2 separate regions of the Homo sapiens genome follow, and region 2 is linked to region 1. Evidence: chromatin loops called from intact Hi-C (ENCODE). Cell type or tissue: endothelial cell of umbilical vein. All regions are shown on one strand. Links, peaks and the distances in the headings refer to the core of each region. The heading gives the core; the rest is flanking DNA.

Region 1 (7,827 bases), core at 2,839-5,338:
AAGGAATCCTGGGAAAGGGATGAGAGATGTGTTAAAAGTAGAGAGACCCAGGCTGGGTGTGGTGGCTCACACAGGAAGAGATTTATGGAATGGAGACAGTGAAACAGATGGGAATTCCAGAGGTCCCTGCTCCTTTCCCAGAGGAACAGTAAAGTTCAGCAGACCTGGGTGCGTCCCCATCCTAGATCAGTTAGAAGAACAGAGATTATCTATTTCAGGGCTTTACTACAGTCGGCACTCAATAAATAAAATAACTGATTTTTTTAACAAATACCGATTTAAGAAGTGATGGAGTTGATTGAAGGTCACTGGTAACTGACCCCTCAGCCACAAAGTTCTTTTCCTGAAACCATAAACACTCTCCATTGTCTGGAATGTGAAAGGAGAGGCCTATAACCCTGTAGCATTGCTAAGGCTACTAATCCAAATGGCCACTTCTGATCAAATACACTTTGCCCTGAAAAGGCAAGAGATTTGTGGAAAAGGCATGTCAAAACCCAAAGCATTGTCAAAACACTAGCTCCAGAACTCAAAACTCAGAAATCAGGTGCCCAGATTCACCCAAGTGCTCTTTTATTGTTATTATTTAGTCATTGACAAGTATCGATCACCTACTCCATGCCTGGCTTTCTGCTAGATGCTGCCTTGGTCACACAATCACTGACACATTATGAAGAAAACTGCATTACAAACCTCTATACTCTAACAGCAAGACCAGTCCCCTACCGCCTGGTCTTCCTTCCCCTGCCTGGGCCAGAGTCCCTGCACAACTCCCAAGACACCAGAGCAGAGCGTGAGTAAGGGCAGGCTCTGCCCCTGGGTGCGTGCTCCAGGGCCGTGGACAGTTATGGGAACTGTCTACAAGCAGCACAGGGAGTTCACATTTTACATTTCATAGGCAATGGAGTATCAGATGGAGTTAAAATGGTTCTTCTGGGGATCAATTCTCATGCTCCTGGAGCCTGACCTAGAGTCTAGCCAAGGTACTCAGACTGGGCACAGCAGCAGGGGCCACCTGTGCCCACTTAACTTCAGTCTCAAAAGCCAAGACTTTGCCTTCCAAAACATACAATCGACTTTACATGCATCTTGATGTCAGAGAGCTCAAGAACCACACAAAAACAAAAAGGAAAGAAGAAAGGGAAATGTCAAACTATGGGCATAAGGCTCAAACCAAATTTTTAAAAAAGAGGAAATGCTTACTTCCAGAATTTGACCACCTTTTTGGAATTTTGAGTCCCTGGAAATGTTTTTCCACAAAGTGTGATTGAAAAAAAAAAAAAGAAAAAAAAAAGCTTCCCTTCCTATTTTTTTAAGGCATGAATTAATAAATAAATGTCATTGCAAAGCAGTTGCTGAAGCAGACAGGTATGAGTTACAAGGAGAGCAACCTGTGACATAGTCAATTTGTCCCCAAGATCTCATGATTAGAACGCCTAAGGCAAGGTAAGAGAAAGGCCAGTTACAGTTTTAAGAGAAGTGCAATTTTCGAGAGGCTGCTGGGGGTACCCCCTTGTGAAGAACGTATGCATAAATTTTAAAAGCTTTGGATACCTCTGCTAAAGGCAATTAAGACCTGGGCTATTAGAGTTTGCAGTTCATTTCATATGGTCTACACTTTATTCCCTACTAACCAATCAGGCTTCTGGCTGGCATTCTGGAGATTCATTAAGCACCATATAAATACTCCAGGCCACACTGCCTCCAGTGAAATCTTACAAGGAGCCTTTGCCAATTACTAGGAAACAATTACGCACCAAGTAGTTGGATTAGCTGTCCTCAGTTCCCTTTATAAAACTGAAAAAGTCTCCATTGTCCTAAGTAGACCAGATTCTGATAACATTCTTATGCTTTAAAAAATAAAAAAATTTTTAAAGGCACTATCATTCTGAGAATGCAAGTTGAAGTTGACCATAGTTTTAAAGTCAGTTGAGTATACTATGTCATGGTCCAACAATGTGCTTTTAATTGTAATTGACACACAAAAATTACACAGCTAATCTGTGTGAATGCAAAGTTGCCAAGAAACTTAACATTTCAGCTCTTCCAGACTGGCGTCTGCATAGATGCAATCACACAAGTAAAATATATTAAGTCCCCACTGCTCAATGCAATAGGTCTCTGGGGTCCGTCAGGTAAGTCAACTTAGTAAATCTCATTTTCCTCTGAATTAAGTGATTGTCAGAAAGTGAATCACCCTTCCTTTTCCCCTCTTTAAGCATGCTGCAGTACAAAAATTCTATAAAAATACCTTTTTTGAGTCATTAACATAAAATGAAGAAAACAGCAGCAGCCAAGAAGAGAGATGTTGAAATTTAAGAGAGGAAGACAGAGAAGAAAAATCCACTGGATACCTTATGTGTGTGAGTACAGTACTTTTGTTTGTTCAAATAACTGTTTTATGACAAAGGCACTGAAAGATTCTAACACCACTTCTTGGGAGTGCAGTCCACAAAGTTCTAAACAGCAGACAGCGCACCACAGAAGATGTTTATGTTACATCAGCCAAACTATAAAACTCTTGTAACACTTTTCTGAACCCAGCGTTTCCAGTGTTTATAGATTGCTTTGCTATCTGAAAGACCCAGTTAGTATTTAAAATGGTAAAGGGTTAAAAAAGTTAATATTTCTCCCTGCTAGTTACCAACTCACAGCTCAAATCCCACCCTGCAGGGGAAAACAGTATCGCCCTGGACTTCCTGGAATCTAGGCAGGACCTCCACGCTCCAAGCTGCAACCTGCTAAAGTGATCAACGTTTTGATTTTTCACAGCTTTGAAAGCCTCTAACTGGCTTTTCCATTTTGGATCATTCCAAAGTCTGCAGCAAAATCATTGGTTTTTTGATGCTGGGGTCGGGGTGGGAGGCAGTGGGTTGACGGGGGTCACTTAATTGTTGCTAGTTTGTTCAAACTGAGATTCACTGCATAAAACTTTTAGTAGAATTTCCTCCAAAATGCTGGCATTCCCCCCTTCAAAATGAAGAAAGCATGGAGGCTGACTAGCCTTATACCACAGTCTCACTGCCTTTTCCAGGCTTCACCCAACCATTTCCTCTCTTCTCTCTCTTTACCTTTCCAGAATTCACCAATCTGTTGGAACACTTCTGCCACGTGTGAAGAGTTTTGGCAGACCAAATCCACATGCCTGAAGTGATGCCCACCAACAAAGACATAAAAATTTTCAACATTTCAACAGCCATGTTGGAATCATCTGCAGAATACCGAAAAAGTGCCCAGTTGGAGATTTCATAAAAATAACAGGCAATCACACACGTTGCAGGAACTGTGTACAGTACTGAGAACACCCCAATCTTGACCATCAGTCTTTCTAACTTGTCTGTCTTTGTCCCATCCTTTTGAAGATTTGACCGAATTTTGAACAAGGCCACCAAACCTGCAGCAATGAACAAAGTTCCAATGACCAAATAAGTAAAGAGGGGAGCCACCACGAACCCGGTGAGGGCATCGAGATTTTGGTTTCCAACATAGCACAAGCCAGTCAGTTCATCTGCATCCACCAGTCTCATAATCAAGATGACAATGGTTTTCACTGCGGGGATGGCCCAGGCTGCAATGTGGAAATAAGAGCTGTGCATTTCAATGGCTTCATGACCCCATTTGAGTCCTGCTGCCAAAAACCAAGTGAGTGTCAGAATAACCCACCAAATGGAGCTGGCCATTCCAAAAAAGTACATCAGCAAGAAAATTATTGCACATCCTGTGTTCTTAAGTCCTTCTTGGATGAGAACAGGTTCTGCTGCCTCTTCAAAATCACAGGATATCCTTTCCCGGCCTACAGTCAGCCTGACAATATAAGCAATGCTATAAATATTATAGCACATACTGAGAAATATGATGGGGCGCTCAGGGTAGGAAAACCTAGAAGAATCGATCAGGAAGGTCAGTACTGTGAAGGCAGTGGAGATGAAACACAGGCTGGCCCACACAGCCATCCAGATATCAGTGAACTCCTTGGCTGAGCGGCTGTATAAGCCAGCATCATAGCCACACTTGAGCACACAGTTCAGGCTCCTTTTCACCCAGATGTACTGATCAGAATTGGTTCCCACAGAGTGACACTCTTCCCCAGGCTGGATGGGGGTTTTGTGAGGTAAGGGCACCTCTTCATCACCTGGCCCTTCCATGCACATGTGGTTGTGGTCGTTCTGTGGTGGGAATTTGCTGCAGTTCAGACTCTCTGGCCAGGCAAATCCAAATTCCTTCAGGACGGGTTCACAGCGTCTCTTGACTGAAAGACACATGCCGCCGCATGGGCCAATGGGGATGTTGATCTTCTCTGTGCACATTGGCACATAAACAGAACAAAGGAAGAACTGGAAAAGTAACAAAATGAACACACACAAAAAAAACAATGACTTGGAAGTTTGACCAAATGCTCCCACAAAGCTGAGTTGAATGCTTCCAGGCAATCTAGGTATCTACTTTTAAACCAACCTATCGGGAGTCTGTCTGTTTACTCTGACCTCAAACAAGGGCGCCTGATAATCCATCACTTACATACTTTTCTTAGTTTGGCTTTAGTAATCCTTTCCAGAAGAATGTACATAAATAAATAAATAAAATAAATAGGGTCTGAAGAATTGCATAAGCCCTCTTTGCACAACACTTGAAATAAATCTTAAAAAACTGGCTTTCAATCTCCTTCCATTTTAGAAACTATTTGAAAAAGCTAAAGAAACTAATATGACTCATTTAGGTGGTTTATTTTTATCCCCGTTTCTTTATCATTTTAAAAATAAAAGTTAAAAAAAAATGTAGATCCTGTTAGTATTCTCTTCTCCCTAATTTATCCCTTAAAAATTTGTTTAAACTAGTCCCATACTGAAACAAAAAATGGCCCAAATGAGACACTGTTAGACTCAAGGATGGGATGCAGATTGAGGTCTCTGGTCACTAGGGATTTGTTTGGCCAGGTTTCCTCAATGAATAATAATGAAGCACAATAGGAAAATGTAAATGTTAAGTCGCTGAAACTGCAGTACCAGCAGGGGAGAGTCCAGTTGCTGTCCTCAATTCCTCCAGCATTGATAAACAGTCTGCTTGGCTCCTTACAGATGTTGTCTATGAAGTCTAGAGTTACAAGTAACTATTTTCCAGCATGTAAAGGGATCCAGTCTTGTCCTTCAAAACAGCTTGGCCGCTTTCCCCAGGATACATGTAATTAAAAATATATATCCCTGCAAAAGCTGTTTCTCCAACAAATTGCCACTGATGTCAGGATATGTGCTGTTTCCAAACTGAGAGCTGGAGGATCATTTCTTAAGCTTTTATAACCTAGTTCTAAAGTTCTGAAACTTCCAAAGGGATATTTTAGCAGCAACAGGTCTAATCCCCACCATCTTTCCAAAACCACAAACCAAGTTTTAAAATGACCTATGTAAAAACATGCACCTAGTAAGTAAGCTGTATGTCTGTTTATTATCTCTCAGAAGTTACAGCCAGAACCACAGATTTCTTTTCTTTTCTTTTTTTTTTTGATACGGAGTTTCGCTCCTGTGGCCCAGGCTAGAGTGCAATGGTGCAATCCCCGCTCACTGCAACCTCTGCCTCCTGGGTTCAAGCGATTCTCCTGCCTCAGCCTCCTGAGTAGCTGGGATTACAGGCGCACGCCACCACGCCCGGCTAATTTTTGTACTTTTAGTAGAGACAGGATTTCGCCATGTTGGTCAGGCTGGTCTCGAACTCCTAACCTCGTGAGCCACCTGCCTCGGCCTCCCAAAGTGCTGGGATTACAGGCGTGAGCCACTGCGCCCGGCCAGAAACCAGATTTCTGAAGCCTGGACAACTAACGTCTACTTTTTCCCACAACTTCTCTCTTTTCTAAATTTCTAAAAATCACCCAGCCTCACCAACCCAAACATAACCAATGTTAACACTTTAAAAATTTTCCTGTCAGTCTTTTATTATCCCAATAAATTTTTTATTTTGCAGGATTATAATCACCCTGTATATGCAAATTCTTATTACTGTGGAATAAACATTTTCTCTATCATTAGATATGCTTTACATTTTTTAATGACTGCAAAAAAATTTCTTCCAATATACCAACCACCTTCCTGCAGCTTCTTCTCACCCTCCAAGCATTAAACGTGCCTTCAACTGTGAGGATAAGAAAGAACTCAAGCCAACCCAACCACTCCTTCATGCATGACCTCTAAAACGCTGCGGGACGTCGTGAGAAGGGGCTATTCAGCAGAAAAAGGTGCAGTAGTGTTTCATTTAATAACACCCCAAAAATAGTGGGGAGAAGGAAGTTCGGTGAAGGATGGTCTCCTTATCACTCCCTCCAAGTCTTAGCTGCAGCTGGCTCCCTCCCACTCGCCCACCGAGCAGTGGCGGCCAGAATCCTTGGCAGAGATAACCCTCAGCTCCACTGGGGTTAGGGGTCTGGGCCAGACATGGGTGGGCAAGAGAGAAAAACGGAAGGGCGGGGTGTAAGAGTGGGTTCTTTCCCAGGCCAGATGACTTACACAACGTTTTGGCTTCCAGTCCCTGAGAAAGTGGGGGTGGGGATGGAAATCACTTTTCCAGGAGAGCTGTCTCCTTCGGGCTAGGATGATCAACTTGGCATGGGCTCTGCAAAGTTAGTTTGGAGCGTCCCTCCCCAAGGGGTCCCGCCAGGGGTGGGGGTGGGGGCGCCCACCTGCAGCTGGCTGGAGCAGCCGTACTGGATGAGCGGTGTGAAAGTTGTCAGCTGCAGCTCGGCGTCCGTCTGCAGCTCGTGCCCAACCAGGTTGGGCATCTTGGTCACGTTGTAGCCGAGGTTCTGGCACATGGAGATGCGGATGGGGTCGCAGCGCCGCTCTTCCTCGTCCCCGAAGCCCCGCGCCGGCCCCAGGAGCAGCAGCAACTGCAGGAGCAACCCCAGACTGAGACCGACGCCCCCGGGCGCCCCCGGGACGCTCGGCCCTGCGCCCCGCCAGGCCATGGCCAGCATCGGGGGTAGCAGCGGCAGCGGCTGGGGCTGCTCTGGCAGACACCCCCAGTTTGCACGGGGGCGCCGGCTGCCCGCGCTGCTCCCAGCTCCCGGGACGGGAGTGTGATGCGGCGACGAGGGGGCAGCGGCCGGCTCTCCAGCAGCTGCGCGCGACTGTGTGGGATTTTAGACGTCCCGGGCCGAGGCCGAGGGACAGGCTGCGAGGGTCATGGCTGCAGGCGGCGAGCCCACAAGCCGGCGCCGGCCGCGTCCGTTCGGCGTCTCCGCGAGGCCAGCCAGCAGCCAGCGCTGCGCAGCTCTCACCGCCGGAGCCCTGCGCGGCGCTGGAGGCTCGCGGCGCGGCGGCGGGGCGGGACGGACAGCGGGCCTCTCCAATGGCCGGGCGCGGTGGGCAGCTAGGGGCGAGGCGGCGGGGCGGGGCCGCTCTCCCGCAGGAGGAGTCAGGCCCCCGCCCTCCGGCCCCCTCCTCCGGCCGCCCCTCCCTCCCTCCCTCCCCTAGCGCCCCGCCCCGCCCGCCTCCCGGCTCTTGCTTTCCTCCCACCCGGATCTAGGCGCGCAGGGGCCAAGCAGGGACGCAGCCCAGTGGCTCCAGCCACGCCGTCCTGCCCCCTTCTGCAGGTGAGAAGTGCGCCCTGTTCCATCTGCCCCCTTTCCTTCCTGTCTCCTTTCAGCTGTAACCTAGGCCGGTGGCCACCTCCCCGTCAGGCAGAGAAACGTACACAAAGAATTGGGGATTTGGATTTACACCGATTGTGGCTTTCAGTCCCGGTTGTGTGACCTTGAGCAAATTGCTCAACCCCTCGGCGTCAGTCTCCTCTGTAAAGTCACTTGGGAGGATTAGAGATAAAGTGTAGAAGGCTTAGCATGGT
Region 2 (7,827 bases), core at 2,171-4,670, 420 kb after region 1:
CATCTGTACGCAGTAGAGACCACCGCAGCCATCTTGGCACTTATGCACCTGAGGGGTAACTCCAAATGTCACCAGCCCATCGGCAGTGTGCGGAAGCTTTGCTTTCCTAAATGGGACAGAGAATGTTGTAGTTTAAAAGACAAATTATTAGAACCAATTGGCTTTAAAAGACCAATTCCATTTTCTTTTCCCCAAACCTCCTCTTTCAGAACCTCAGCTGTCTGCTGGATGTTTCCTTCCTGGAAGTAAAATTGCCTCCATTCCACACTCAACCTTTAGTCACTTGGCTTTTATTGATAGTTATATTTTTATAACAGCACTTAGGTTAAAATACTATTTGACTCTAAAAGAAGCGTCCTTCTATGATTACAATATTAGCATTTGTTGTTGCCTTAGAATAGCTGAGTTCCTCAAGGATGGGGACCATGGCTTGCTGCCATCATGTCTCTATTGCCAACCACCAGTGCTTGGCACATACTATATATTTAACACAAGTGGATTGAAAGAATGGGTAATGCATATGAATGAGATGGCCCAACCTGCCCTTGTCTTTGAGTGAATTTCCCAGACTGGATGGGCTTTGTGTGATCCTTCCATGGCCTCTGTGGTTGCTGGTGCTGGATTCATCTGGAAGGGATCACAGGAAATAGGTGTCCTGTACTGGAGTTGTCTCAATGACTTGGTAAGGATTTCCTTTAGGCTTATTGCAGGATGCTGACTACCACTGCCAGGAAACCAAACTGTTAATTTTCCCAAATGAGATCCTCCTGGGGAGAATCAATATTTATTAGCATTAGTTTTTTTTAAAAAAAAGCCAGTACATGATTTTCTTAGCTCTTCTAATGGTAAAGAGGCAGAAGCCTTTGAGAAAGAAATTTGAATGAGTGAGGAAAGAATTGAAGGGAAGCAGGAAGGAGAATTATTCCTTCACACACAAGTAACCCACTCATCTGGTTGGTTCATCTAGCTCAGAATGGACCACATGATTCAGACTTTGCCAGCACTCCTTGTAGAATACCTTGTAGAATATTCCTTGTAGAATACCAAGGTCCACTCATTCTTGCATTTCATTATGTGTAGTCCATATTAGTCAGTCAGGGTTTGGTTAGAACAGAAGCTGCTGTAGGTATTTCAAGTAGGAAGAGGCTTAATACAGGGAATTCGAGATTTCTGTGGCCACTGGAAGATGGAGATTTCTGCTTTCAGAAAATCAAAAAAGGCAGAGGTCTCGGGAAGCTGCTCCACTAATCTCAGCAGCTGCCTCTCCAAAGTGAGTAATTCTCAGGAGGCTACCCAGAGGTGATAAGGGATATAATTGGTGATTCAACATTTTTCACCACCAAAAAGGATGATTCTCAGGGTGATATTCCAAACATCTGCCTTCCACCAGTGCCCACATGCCTGCAAACAGCTGCCCCTGGGAAATAATGACTTCATTTTGGTCTTCCAAAACTCTTTCAAGTGCCTCTCCTTGACAGAACTGACCCAGAACTATACTGGAAAGAGATTCTTGGAAAAGAAGTTCCAGATGATTGCCCTAAGTAGACGGAGTGAGGATGCTGCTGAGTTGATCAGAGACAATCCTGCACATGGACCTATCTTCATTCATTCAACGGGTAGTTAAGGGAGACTTACTATACACCAGACTCTGCACTTGTGCCAATCTTATTTCTCTAAGACTTTTGAGTACAGTTGTGTATCTTCTAATTTTTTTCTATATTCCATAGTGCGTGGCACAATTCTGGGCACACAGCAGATAGATGCACACTGATTGCCCATTGGCTTAGCTGACCTCAAACATAGCTAGTCTGCCATTTTCAATGGAAGAGTGTAAAATGAGAAATATAATTTACATATCTCTTTCTATACATAGTAATTTATGTATATATGCTGAGTAGAGCTTAGTATTACACAGGTATAATAAGCTAATTAAAGACAATTTGAAAAAGCTAGTTAAAATTTTAAAATCACTTTTAATTTATCATTATTTACCAAAACAGCCTTTTACCAACATTTTTGGTTTGCCTTTACTGTTTTTTATTCTATTTTTGTCTTTTAGACAGTATTAATATATTTTTAATGGTTTTATGTCTTTTTCTCTTGATTATTATTTAATAGGTATTTTAATGTTATTATATTTGAAAAATTTTGATAGCTGAGGAACAATTGAATGGATTTATTATTGTTTATTTAATCATTCTGCTAGTATTGGATACTTAGATTGCTTCCAATATAAAGTGTTGTCTAAGCCTTTGTTTTTCCTTTGAAAATTGGTTGGTAGTTTGGGTCTTGAGTGAGTCTGGGCTTGCATTTCATCCTTTCTCCCCCTCCCAGCCCTTGATATGAACAAAAGGTCTAGAGGGTATTGTTGACTCAGGGCTGTTAGTGCACAGTACAACTCCCAGTTTGTTGGCCTGGCTGGATATCTTTGCCCCAGGGACCCTTGCTTTAGTGCAGAGGAAGGGATCCAGGCCTGGGTGGTAAAGAGGAAATCTGACTTCCAGTCCTGGCTTTGTCACTTAGGGGGTGTGTAATACTGAGCACGAGTCCTTACCTCTCTGATTGTAAGTTTTTCCTCATTTGAGAGAATGACCAGTTAGTTTATGGACCCCTCCAGCTCTGCCATTCTTTGGATTGATCTCATTCCTAACCTTCCTGGGCATGAAGAATTATCTTGTTACTCTTCGTCCAATTGTGATTTGCAAGCTGACTTTTCATTTTGGGGTTGTTGTATGGCTCAGCTCAGGTGGAGATCACCTTCCACACCTCTCTGCATTTGCCTACACTGCTTTCTCCACTTACATTGTCTTTCTTCCCAACTCAGAGATAATGTTTGTGTGATGCCAAGCTCTGAATGCCCATTTTGCCTTTTCTTCTCCTGCTATTAATTTCAGTTACTGCTCAAATGTTCCCTGTTGAAAAAGTCTCCACTATGTCTGGGCTGCTGCAGCTCAGTGTACTGCCCCTAAGGCCCTTACCACGCCACATCGTGCTGTCTCCCCTTGCCCTTGCGAATTCCTTGAGGTTCACATCATGTCTCCCTCATCTACAGCAAGGTGCCTGGCACATAGTGGGTGTTCCATGACTGTGTTGAATCAGCAAACAAAGTGCCCTGTCCAGAGCAAGCTTGCATTTCCCTGACAAGTCTGGAGCTGTCAGAGTAAGTGCAAGCCACCCTTCCTCAGTCGAAAAACAGGAAAGTGATTTGTGGAGGTTTCCTTTCTTTCCTTGTCAGAGCAGGATGCACATTTTTAGTGCAGAGCTCTGAATGGCAAGGTTTTACCTTATCAGTGATATCCATTTCCAGCATCCCTTTAAATGCTAATTAGTCTCTCCCCAGGGAGATCTGGCAGAATGATTCAGCTTCACTCTGAATGATCGTCTCCTCTTTGTGCAGACAGATGCATGTATGGAGTGAGGGTGTTACCTGCCTGCCTCTAAGTCCTCTTATCTGCACTCATATTTGTCTCATTTCACTTCCCTCCACTCACTGCCTTGGCATCTCCCCCTCTGGCTTTGAGAAAAGGCTGCTCATATGCACCTCCCTATGGGGAAGTAGAAACAGAAATAAAAGTGAATCACATTAACTCATTTAATCTCCATGACCACCTTTTCCAATAGGTTTTATTATCGCCATTTGAACATTTCAGGAAACCGAGACCCAGGGAATTTTATTAACTTTATTTACAAAGTCACAAAGACTAAGTGGTAGAGGTGAGATTCAAACCTGAGCCTGGGTCCAAATTCCCTGGCAGTCTATGGTATCGCCCAGCTAAAAAAATCAGCAACTATCCATTACTGAGAACTTCTCAGGGCCGGGTTTTCTACTAAATAATGCTTTATGCACTCTAACTCATTTACTTTAAATTAATCCTCAGAAAATCTGATAAGGCAGGTATATTAGTCCCAGTCTGCAGTAAGGTGAAGAAACTGGTGCAGAAGAGGGTAGCAGCTGTGCAAGGTCACAGGGCTCATACATGGCTTCACCTTAGTATCCGACTCGAACTCCTGTCTCCACCCATTCCTCTTCCTCCTCTGCCTACTGTCTCTTCACTGGTTCAAAGGCAAGAGCTGTGTTCAAGTCACCAGGCAGTATCTGCCCTGCCAGGAGTGATTGGAGACAGCCTGCAGCTGGTTACGCAAGCCCTAATGGGGATTCTGTGGATACTGGGTCTCACACTGAAAACCTGTCTACAGGTCACATAGCTCTGGCCTGATGGGCAGCATGCAGCTCCTCCCCCAGTAGTTCCTGAAGCTCTAGTTAACTAGATTCTAATTGAATTGAATTTTTCTTCCCACAGGTGGAAGAGTTAATTATTAGTTTTTCAAAAGATGCCAACAACTGAACAGCATTTTCCTTCGATGTCCTGGTGCTTGGGAGCACATGTAGATTATTCTCCTAGATTACAGCAATGCCTCCTAACTGGCCTCCCAGAAACCTCTCGCTTCTCTCCAGCCTATTCACTACACAATAGCCAAAATTATCATTAAAAAATACAAGGTTAGACCACGGACAGTGGCTCACGCCTGTAATCCCAACACTTTGGGAGGCGGAGGCAAGTGGATCATTTGAGGTCAGGAGTTCAAGACCAGCCTGGCCAACATGGTGAAACCCCGTCTCTACTAAAAGTACAAAAATTAGCCAGGTGTAGTGGCAAGCGCCTGTAGTCCCAGCTACTCGGGAGGCTGAGGCAGGAGAATTGCTTTAACCCGGGAGGCGGAGGTTGCAGTGAGCTGAGATCGTGACATTGTACTCCAGCCTGGGTGACAGAGCAAGACTCTGTCTCAAAAAAAAACAAAACAAAACAAAACAAAACCAAAGTTAATGATGTCGATCATTCCCTGGAAGCCCTTTCATGGTTTCCCATTGCTTTTAGGATAATGGCCCAAATCCTTAACTTCACCACTGCATGGGAGCGACTGTCTGCCCTCACTCTGCTTTAGCCACACTGATCTTTTGACTCCCCGATTTGCTCTTTTCCACCTTAGGAATACCACCTTTTGCTCATGGTATTCTTTTATTCTAAAGCATTCTCTGTGTCACTCCAGGCTAATGCCTCCTCATCTTTTAAATCCTGATTTAAATGTCTCTTCCTCAAAGAACTATCCCTGATTCCTGCAGAGCGAAACCAATTTCTCTTGTACTCCTTGTACTTTTCTTCACAATATTTACCATAATTTCTACTACATTTATTAATGTAAACAGTGTTTTAGTGTTGCTTCTTAATTGAAATATAAGCTCCCTCATGCGGCAGGGTCCTGCTTGTCCTGGGCTCCCAGCACCCAGCATGGTGCCATCGGCATAGCAGGCTTTGACTAATGTTTGTTCACTAAAAGGTATATGTTAAGGACGGAGCTACTCAGACCTCGGAAGCAATTTCCTGCCAACACCTCAATTGTTTCCAAGCCTGATTTTTCAGAAGCTCTTCTTGAAAATGTTTTCCCATCCAAATAAAGTTGTCCTTACATGCTAAACATCAAGGGGATATGGGAAACACATAACTGGAAAGAATTTCTGCCCGTAATTAAATTATAGCCAAATGAAATGACATGTTGATCTGTCTCACTGCTCGCATATCTGGGACTGCATGTTGCATACCAATTTCTGGTCTAAATCCATTAAAATCCTATGGAGAAAACTCTTTCTCTCTTTAGAACAGAAGTAAGATAATGCTTGGAGAATCATGGGAGACAGTTAGGCTCTAGGAGGGTGGAAATCTGTAGGTCCCATATCTCTGCTTTCGCTGAGCCATGACGGAAAGAAAGGCAGATGAATGAGATCTGGGTTTCAAAACCTTAATCAACTTGGACTATGGAACTCCAACTCACAATCCACTGTGATTCTTCTTAGCCCTTGGGAGAGGCAAATGACGAGAAAATAATAGAATTTCAGGGGTTTAGTCTAAACAATCAGTATCGCAGAGCTGTCCCATTGTTAATACAGCTTCAGTGCAGTTTTCCCCTCCAGCTATGTTATCAGGCAGGGAGAACTGATGTTGATAATGAGGACCTGGTGGCCTTATATCATCCTCACACACCTGAGATGGCTTGATCAGATACAGAATGCTCCACTTAGGCAGGAAAGTAAAATCTTTATCAAGATTCATAAAAATTTTACCTTTTTTTTTTTCCTGGCTAATTGCTACCTCAATTGCTATACCAGTATTTTTGGAAAGAATGATACATAAAGGAGAACCAGACACAGTGTCTGTCCTTGAGGCCTGTGTCCAGTAAATAGAGTGGGGCGTGTTCTAGACCAGGCATGATTATGGGCTTGGAGGTGCTGTTATAAACTGTACCCCAACTGCTACTATATAACTGTGTCTCTTTTGTGCTAAGTCAGCTTTATTGATTCATATCCTGAAAGGAGAAGTCAATTTAATCTATAGGAAATGGTCCAGTATGTAGGTGAGAGCTCTCCGAAGATACTCTCACTACATGTAATTCATGGAAGAGGCAGGGTTCTCAGAGGCTTTTAGCAGGAAGGATCGAGAACTCCTGTTTCTCTCAAGGCCTCTCTGGGTTCTACTTTAAGGCAGTAAGATGTCTGACTCACCTGTGGACAATTATCAGGTCTCAGGCATTCTTAATATGATATTTTCTTTAAAACTCTCAGCCCCAAATGGAAAGAGTTATTATCTCCATTTTTACAGAAGGGTAAACTGAGACTGATAGATTAAGAATTTTATAACTAGTGAGGAATGGTCCAGGGGTCCAGAGCAAGGTCTGCTTTAGCACGTAGTCTTCACTCTTAGCCTGTTAATCAGTTGGGTGAAAAGTTGACTGTTACTTAGTTAAAGGTCTCTTTCTTCTGTGTTTTCTAGAAGTCTTTACTGAAGCCCACAATGAATGCCTCTTTTTTCCCAGCTTTACAGAAAGAATTCAGGAAAAGGAGAAAGCCTCTCTTACACCAATCCCGCCAGTCTATGTTGGTGGCAGAGATGGTAAGTGAGACATCCCAAGGGAATAGGGAACCTTGGAAGATTAGGGGTTGTGACTGCTTCACCTCTCTTGAAACTCTTCTTCCATTGTCCATCTTTGATACTTTAGGGAGATGCCAAGTTTCCCCTAAAGAGGCTTTGAAAATGTTCTCTACGTAACTGAGTTCTCCCACTTTTCCATCATTGTATGTGGCCATGAAAGTCATCACTACCCTTATTTCTCCATTTCTGTCAGTTTTCCCTTTCATGTGTGATTCTTAGACTGCCTGTATCACAATCACCTGAGGTGCTTAAGGAAAATGTGTATTTCAGGCCCGGGGTCTGCATTTCACCAGTTCTTCACTTGATGATTATGCTCGATGTTTGAGAGCCTTTTTGCTAAACTACATTTTCTAAAATATCTCTAGCAGACCCAGAGGTTATAGGATGCTAATAAGCATTACGTAAAAAAGGGAACATGAAAGAGGGCTCTATGGCAGGTGGTCTGTAAAGAGCTCAAAATCAAGTTGTGGCCTGTTTCTGTATAGTCCTTAAGCCAAGAATGGTTTGGTTATTTTTAAAGTGTTGTACTAAAAGAAAAATATGCAATATCAGATTATATCTGATGATTTCTCACTAGCCACACATACCAGAGACCGTATGTAGCCAGAAAACCTAAAATATTTACTCTCTGACCCTTTACAGGAAAAGTTTGCTGACCTTCTCTCTGTGGTCAAATGAATTTCAGAAAGTGTTGAAAAAAATTGAACACTTCTGGGGTGCTGTTGCGTGATCTAAATGCTGGTTATGTTCAGTTTGTGAAAGTTAATTCAGTATAAAGTTTAAACAGTAAGGAAGTTTCCTGACTGCAGGAAGACTTGGTGCCTTTAATACACCAATGTGCACC

What was found. Peaks named below come from ENCODE experiments on the same cell type or tissue, not always from the same donor. Only the 100,000 strongest peaks of a DNase experiment are listed, where the experiment ranks them.
Region 2: a loop joins it to region 1, with 4 times the contacts of the local background. A loop is called at or near these places in 2 of 110 quality-filtered maps.

The regions. Positions count from the first base shown.
Region 1 is chr11:86,948,137-86,955,963 of GRCh38, forward strand. It overlaps FZD4 (frizzled class receptor 4), which reads right to left and starts at 7,259. Exons shown (of 2, transcript NM_012193.4): 1 at 6,665-7,259; 2 at 1-4,334. The coding sequence starts at 6,949. The coding sequence ends at 3,006. FZD4-DT (FZD4 divergent transcript) reads left to right here and starts at 7,485. Exons shown (of 3, transcript NR_038905.1): 1 at 7,485-7,576. It also overlaps a transcript of PRSS23 not described here. RefSeq lists silencers at 6,937-6,986, 7,117-7,486. In endothelial cell of umbilical vein, for the core only: no CTCF peak of the experiment used is centred there; DNase peaks (open chromatin) are centred at 3,785, 4,355 and 5,035; H3K4me3 peaks cover 1,312 bases; H3K27ac peaks cover 1,976 bases.
Region 2 is chr11:87,365,925-87,373,751 of GRCh38, forward strand. All of the region lies in intron 2 of LOC107984361 (a long non-coding RNA gene), which reads left to right. Among named protein-coding and RNA genes, the nearest start is that of TMEM135, 330 kb to the left of the region's middle. In endothelial cell of umbilical vein, for the core only: no CTCF peak of the experiment used is centred there; DNase peaks (open chromatin) are centred at 2,417 and 3,267; H3K27ac peaks cover 2,299 bases.